Linked DNA regions of Mus musculus: regions 2 and 3 are each linked to region 1. The links are chromatin loops, found by intact Hi-C in ENCODE. Cell type or tissue: heart. All regions are shown on one strand.

Region 1 (2,500 bases):
CCTAGATACACACCTGTCCCAAATGACCTATAAAATCTACTTATTTGCAGAGAAAACACGGACTACAATGCCGTTTCTGTTTGTAAGCAAACTACATTGTTCATCTGGGGGAATCCCGTAAAGGTTTTTACCTGCGCATTGATAAAGCACCATCCTAGCTTTCAAACTTTCCCCCAAATATCCCAGGTAGGGTGGCCTTCTGGGCGGATCCAATACAAAAGTTTGTGTCCATTCTGGGACTCTGACAAAGGCCAGAAAACCCTGTTTTAGGAAGAGACCCTAAGCCTTCCATATAGCAGCAGCTCCCTCTGGATGGAGCATGGCACCAGGTTGGGGGACAAAAGACTTTCTAGATTTGGAGGGATTGGGGGTTTACTTTAACTGGAGCTCGGATCTTCCCTTGGGAAGCTCTTGGGCAAGAAGCGGCCAGGGTGACGAGGCCGGTGTGTAAATAGGCAGTGCCTGGGGGAAGGTCCAGAGGACTCACCTGGGGGAGGAGAAGTAGGGGCTTCGGTGACAGGTGCGGTGGGCGGGACTCCGCTACTGTTGCTGCTTCTGTCCGGGGACTCGGCAGTTGGGGTCCCTGGAGTGCTGGAAGCCTGAGCGGTGGTGACTACAGAGGTGGTCGGCGGCTGGCCAACTGTGCTCGCAAGGGTGGTGGGCGCGGGTCTGGAGGGTGGTGATTCCGTGGTGGGAGTGTGTCCGTCCTCCGAAGGGGTGGCGGGCGAGAGGTCCAGAGCCGGGAAGGGGGTGGCAGCGGGTTGTGCGCTGGTGCGAAGAGGAGGAATGATCTCCGGGGAGCCGGCTGACGGGGTTGTAGCCCCGGTTTTGCGGACTGTGGTGCGCGGGGGACCGGTCCGCGGGGCCTGCGCGGTGGGAGCCGCGGTCTTAGGGAAGGGGCTGCTGGCTTGGTCCCGAAGCCCCGGGCTGGGCGACGGGACCACCTGCCCCTCGGCCCCGCCGCCACCGGTGACATTCCCTGCCGAGGCTGTGGAAGCGGCTGCGGCGGCCGCGCAGCACAACAGGGCGAGGCCGCCCAGGCTCGGCAGGCTCCTCATGGCGCGCTCGGCTCCGCCATTCATTCATTCATCCAGTCGATCGGTCAGTCATCTTCTCCTCCCTGCCGTCCGACCAAGGAAAGCGTTGCCGCCGCTGCCGCCACCAAGAGCACCATCGCCACCTCCCTCTGACAGGCGGCCGGCCCCGCGGGCGGGCCTCAACGCGGAGGGAGCGACTGGGCGGAGCGCGCACTGCCCGCCCTCCTCGATAGGCAGCGAAGCCTGGCCAATCGGAAGCCGCGTTGGCCCACGTGATCCGCCCGCTCCCCGGCCTCTTTGTAACGGCGCAGACCAATCAGAGGACTCCAAGGGAAGAGGGCGGGACGTCGGGAGGCGCGAGAGGTGTTGGAGCCGGCTGGGTTCGCTGCGGCTCCGGCTTTGTCTACCCACAGAGCGGGGCGCGGGCCTTGGGCATCCAACGCCGCCGAGCAGACAAAGGACGCGGCCCGCGCGGCAGATTCCAGGCCAAATCATCTGTTCCACTGGGCTGCGAGCTGGACCCGGGGCGGGGAGTCCCCTGTGGACAGCGTCTCCACCCTTCTGAACAATGGGGGCGCCGGAACCGCACCCGGACTCGGGCGGGGGCTGGGTTACATCCCCGCGACGGGCGAGGGTGGTGGCAGCTAATATATTAGATGGAGCTCGGCTCTCACTCTGTTGCTCAAGACAGCCGGCCTTGGCCCTGCGGTATCAACACTGTCAACCCCATTTCAGAGATGGGGAAATTAAAGCTCTTGCTGATGGCTTCAGCAAGCCAACTTCTGTGCCCCCACTAAGCACCTGCTGATGGCATGGGCCTGCACTAAGCCAGATGGGACGGCCTGGAGCCCCATCCTGAGCACAAGAGGGTGTGGAGGAGACAAACTGGCATGCACAGTTTATGCTCAGAACCTCGGAAAGAATAGAATATGACCAGGTTGAATTTCAGCTCCTTGTCTCTCTTGCTGAGTGGTTTTGTGGCTCAAGCAGTTTTCTTAACCACGTAAATGGTGAGATGAGAGGGCACACCCCATCCCCCTCACAGAGTTGTGAAAATGAAATCATGTACTTGAAGGGTTTAACCCAATGCTTGGCCCACGGTTGTAAACCGTCATTAATGCTAACCACTTGGGGTTGCACTATGTCAGGACAAGCCTAAGGTTGGAAAGCAGCCCGCATTGCCTCTGAGTCCCCAGAGATTCCTGCCTGTTGCCTGCATTGGGGTTGGGCTGATAACAGAGCTTGACCCTGGATGACATTAAACTCTGGAGGAAGTTGGAAATCAGGCAGGCAAACTTGCACCATCACCCAGGATCCAGCGCTGCGGGACATGGTAGCCTCAGCTGAGCAACTTTTAGGTGCAATCTGGCAGGACAAGTTTGTCATCTGATGGCTTAATTCCATCCCAACAGCCTCACTGTAAACCCAGTCGTGGCCTCTCCTAGGATGCTTGCCTTTGTGCA
Region 2 (2,500 bases), 120 kb before region 1:
CTGGTCACTGTCAACCACGTTAGGACAGAGACAGGTCAGGGGAGCTAGAGAGCCCAGTACAGAGAGCCCAGACAAGGGTGGGACCGTCAGTGTGGATCTCCTAGCAGTGGAACCTGGATGTAAATAAGGGACACAGCAGAAACAGCAGGTACCCAAGCCTGAGAACAAGGAACAACTCAGTAAGATCGTTCCTGACCGAGCTTGGCAGTCAGGCACAGGGTAGAGGGCTTGGAGAAGAGACAGGGTTGGGAAGGGGTGGGGTGGGGGGTGGGGAGGCTAGAGAGGCAGATGCAGCCAATTATAGAGAAACTTGGAAGCCACAGTAGAGAACTTCATCCTGAAGATGACAAGGCACCTGGAGGGCCTAGGGCAGATTAAGAGATGAATGAGCAGGTATGAATGCAGCATCTGTCCAGTCAAGGCTGAGAGAGAAAGGAGGAGAGCATTAGCAGATCTCCTAGTTTAGTTCTCATGCCATCCGCCCGCTCTAAATGCCCCAAATAATCCAATTTCTGGTCCCAGGGGATCTGAAGAGAAGCCACAACTTGTAATAGTGGTAGTCATCATCCTTTTCACCACGGTTGAATGTCAGCCAATACAACTGCTGGGTAGCCATTGCTTCTTTTCATTCTCATCCCGTTTTTGGTGAGTGCACATCGGCGTTAGTACACTTTTCAGTGGGGAAGTCAACTTACCAAGGTCACCTACGTGGTCAGGGTATAGGCCGTTTTTTTAATTAAATTTTGTCCATCTCTAGCCAAGGCTCCACAGAACTTTGTCCCGTGACCCCATAAACAAAGTCTAAAATAACAACTACACTCCCCATAATGAATGCAAAGCCCCAAACAAGAATCAACCACCTAAGTGCTCTGATGTCCAGTTCCAGCCACCCCCTACTAATTAGACCCATCTCCTCACACTCTTTCAAAAAGCCCCCCTGCCTAGCCTACACATCGTCCTCAAAGTACTCCAGAACACACAACACACAGTCCAATGTAGTGCTGGCTGGACACCCAGGTCCCACCACACTCGGGGCGCAGCCGAGACCATCCCCAAGCAAACCGAAGGCCTCCAGGGAGTGAGTCGCCATCAACGGGAACCCCAACCCAGGTACCACGAATCCCAAAGCCAGGGCCACACCTGCAACCGCTGAGGGTCCCAGGCAGGGCGCCTTCCTCTTCCATCCCCGAGTCCATCGTGAACGCAGAGTGGTGGCGCCGGTGTCGGCGGCGGCAGCGCCACTGGTTCCCCGGCAGTCGCGGCGCGCTCGGTTCCCCAGGTCCCGCCCCCTCCAACCCAGCTCTTGTTCTCAGTCAAGCGGCGCCGCTGGAATTCAAACCGCAGCCGCCGCCATCTTTCCCGGCGCTTCTTCCTACGGAAACAAGGCGGGGTCACCCAGGCACGCGCGGTGAAGCCGCCCTGCAACGACCCGAAACCGGGCAAGAAGAGCTTTGCCTGGACGCCATCTTAACTCAGGGCAGAACCTGCGCACTCCAGCGTGCAACACTAGGAGAAAAGAAGCGGTAGCCATGTTTCGTGGGTGAGGGCATTCGGGCCGAAGCCAAGGCGAGCGCCATATTTGTTGAGGGTAAAAGTCCGCCGGGATCAGTTAATTTAAGCGGGAGGTGGAACAGCTCAGAGTATCAATCTGTTTGGTGTTCCAGACTCATGACTCCAAAATCGCTCCTTAGGCTCTTTCTACCCAAAAGGCTCTGCCTTAAGTTGAGACTCAGATAATTGAGTTCTGCTTCGATTTAGAAAAATACCACCTGTGGAGCGCTATTACAAACGGTAGTTTACAGGGTTAGTTTCAAGCGGCATGCCTATAAAGGGGTCACCCATACTTCATGTGCATTTTGTTACTATTAGGACTCATGCACCAGCAATCAGTAAACAGAGACTCAGAGAGAAGAAATTACTTGCCCAAAGTAATAAACAAGTTTACTATCCACTAAAACCAGATCCTTAGCTCCTCGTATCAACATCTCAGCACTCTGGAACCATGTTTTAACCTTCTTGGCCAGTGAATGTATTCTAAGAAGAGACATTTCTCCCCTCCCAAACAAAGGTCCAGATTAAATTGGAATTTCAGCTTTTCCTGCCTTGAAACTCCTCCCACTCTCAGGAGTTTTTGTCACTTTTCTTTAATAAATCTACCCAGGAATAAGGAAGGGGAGGGGAGGGTTGGGGAAGACTGGAGAGGAGAAGGCTTGGATGTGGAACAGTGGTCCCTGGCAGTAAACCTGTTCTGTCACATCCCTTTGACTGGACAATCTGCAAGTTATTTTTTGTAAGAATAACCTGAGATAACTTTAGGAATTCTTTCAATAATAATTCTCATGTCCCTACAACCCTAAACACTCTTTCTTTGCAAACTGGCAATAAACAGAGATATGATTTGAGCCCAGGTCCTTCTAAACCCCAACGCCCTAAATGGTGCACACAGGCTATATTCCACAAGTATTCTGTTCTTTTTCCAACTTAGAACTTAAAGTTCAGA
Region 3 (2,500 bases), 80 kb before region 1:
CATGGCACTGGGGCTAGAGAAATACACGGCTGTGTTTAAGAATACTGGCTGCTTGAAAGTACCCAAGGAGCTGAAGGGGTGTGCAACCCTATAGGTGGAATAACAATATGAACTAACCAGTACCCCCAGAGCTCATGTCTCTAGCTATATATGTAATAGAAGATGGCCTAGTCGAGATAGCATTTGAGATGTAAATAAAGAAAATATCTAATAAAAAATTGAAAAAAAAAAGAATACTGGCTGCTCTTCTAGAGGACCCACATTTACCTCTCAGCACCCACAATGGCTCACAACTGTTTGTAACTTTAGTTACAGGGGATCAGATGCCCTCTTAGATACTGGTACACAGACATACATTAGACAGCACCCACATTATAAAACTATGCCCCGCATTTTAACATGGGATTTAAACTCAGGTCCCTTTGCTTGCATGGCAAGCACTTTACTAACTGAGCTATCTCCCTAGTCTTCATAATCTCCCTGTGACCCCATGACCCCCCCCCCCCCGTGTGTGTTTGTGTGTGAGTGTGTGTGCACATGCATTGTAGTGCTATTCTCTGGTGAAATTCTATCTTTTTAATCATTTTGTCTTATTTTTCTTCTAATTCCTCAATATAATAGTTTCACTTATTTTGAAATTTCAGTTTTAATTCTAATAACAATATTATTGTAGTTCTGTTTCCATTATTTATATTTTTATTACTAGCCACATTTTTCCATTTTTGTAGTCTCTGTTCTTTATTGTTTATCACACCTGTGTGGTGCTACACATCTTTAGTCCTAGCAGTAGCAATCAGATCTCTGTGAGTTTGAGACCAGCCTAGTCTATAGTTAGCTCCAGGACATACAGGGCTATTACACAGAGAAACCCTGTCTTGGAAAAAAAAAAAAAACAAAATAAAATAAAACTAAACTAAACTAGAAGGGAAAAGGGCTCTCATTTCTTCTAATAGGCAAATATGAGAAAATGACGGCCTCGATTCAATCAGGCATGATGGCTGTTTTCTTATCTACCAGCTCAACACTAGTTCTTCACTATTTCTTGGCATGACCTTTTGGATTAAGAATTTGGCAGACCTTTGTCTTGACATTGGGGGTTCCACCATTCATACCCATTCCATGAATCTTTAGAGTTTGGCAATGTATTAAGGAAGAGCTGGCTGCATGTTATGACAAGCCCTCTTCTCTTTAAAAGGATTTTTGTCTCCTCAGCATAAAACATCTTCTGGCCCAGACGTCTTAGTCAGGGTTGGGAGAACTGGCCTTGTGTTTGGGGCTCCTCTAGTTTCCACCTACCACCCAGGCTCCAGATGGCTGTCAAAAGCTCTCCTTCAAGTATAAAACCTTTCCTTTGGCCAACCCTTACTCCATACCCTGTGCTCAGAATCAGCAAATCTCTACTGGAAAGAAATCATGTGGTGTATACATGCAGCCTAACTTAGCTGAAGACATCTTGGGCCATAACTTTTATGACTATGTCTAAGCAATCCTATACCTTTCCTTATATAGCCTTCCTGCACACTGCAGATTACAAGAAAAAGAGTGGTAGGGTAATGGAACTTTATGACTAGAACTTCTCTACTGGCACCAGGAACATGCGAGACATCTTTGATGTTAGTTTGAGATAAATTAACTACATTCTAGATTTAATGAAAGTAACCTTTGACCTTTAAATCCACAATTCTTTATTTGCTGATTCAAGTTGTGAGGATTGGCCAGAGTAGCTGCCACTCTTGACTTTAGTTGTGTAAGTAACCCCACAGTAAATTTCACTCAGCAATCTTGTATCTGCCTCTCTCTTTCTAAGTGCTATGGAGTCTCAGTTCTTTCACACAGGAATTCCCAAGTGATTGTGGCTTGCTTGGAAGAGCTCTAACTTATTTTTCAATGTCTGTCACTGTGAAGTCAAAGTCAACACTTTGTGTTGTTCTCCAATCTTCAATCTATATGATTTTTGAAATTCATGAAATATTTTAAGTTGTTATAAAAGTCTGACTTGCCATATGCCTTATTATATCTACTTAAAATTTCAAGGCCTTATAAACTATTTGAAAAGAATCAATGCATTAAGGCTTCAAGATTTAAGGAATAAAGAATAATTTCATGATACTATTAAAAAAATACATACCTGTGTGAACATCACAACTATCAGACCGGTTGTTGCACTGGCAAGGCAAGCAGCCTGTCTTACCAAAGCCATAATGTCCATCTTGGCATTTGTCACACATGGAGCCGGTGACACCCACTTTGCATTGGCAATTCCCAGAACTGCAAATAAAAGCAAAGACAGTGAATAAAAGTAAGTGATTTTGAAAACTGTAGCTTAATGCTCCATAAATTATCTCAACACAGCCAAGAATTTCTACTAGAGTCTACTTCCAAGAATAAAAGGGGACTTGAGAGATGGCTTAGTGGTTAAGAGTATTGGCTGTTCTTTCCAGAGGGCCCATGTTCAGTTCCCAGCATCCACACTGCAGCTCACAACTCTCTGTAACTCCTA

The links. Hi-C counts contacts between places; a loop is a spot of excess contacts. Peaks named below come from ENCODE experiments on the same cell type or tissue, not always from the same donor. Only the 100,000 strongest peaks of a DNase experiment are listed, where the experiment ranks them.
Region 2: a loop joins it to region 1, with 4 times the contacts of the local background. A loop is called at or near these places in 12 of 42 quality-filtered maps.
Region 3: a loop joins it to region 1, with 3 times the contacts of the local background. A loop is called at or near these places in 12 of 42 quality-filtered maps.

The regions. Positions count from the first base shown.
Region 1 is chr4:70,533,741-70,536,240 of GRCm38, forward strand. It overlaps Megf9 (multiple EGF-like-domains 9), which reads right to left and starts at 1,188. Exons shown (of 6, transcript NM_172694.2): 1 at 488-1,188. The coding sequence starts at 1,082. In heart, no CTCF peak of the experiment used is centred here; DNase peaks (open chromatin) are centred at 691, 1,271 and 2,201; H3K4me3 peaks cover 2,500 bases; H3K27ac peaks cover 2,205 bases.
Region 2 is chr4:70,409,072-70,411,571 of GRCm38, forward strand. Cdk5rap2 (CDK5 regulatory subunit associated protein 2) reads right to left here and starts at 1,364. Exons shown (of 37, transcript NM_145990.4): 1 at 1,141-1,364. The coding sequence starts at 1,196. In heart, a CTCF peak has its summit at 1,432; a DNase peak (open chromatin) is centred at 1,440; H3K4me3 peaks cover 2,075 bases; H3K27ac peaks cover 2,189 bases.
Region 3 is chr4:70,453,733-70,456,232 of GRCm38, forward strand. Megf9 (multiple EGF-like-domains 9) reads right to left here. Exons shown (of 6, transcript NM_172694.2): 3 at 2,129-2,268. Among named protein-coding and RNA genes, the nearest start is that of Cdk5rap2, 45 kb to the left of the region's middle. In heart, no CTCF peak of the experiment used is centred here; no DNase peak of the experiment used is centred here.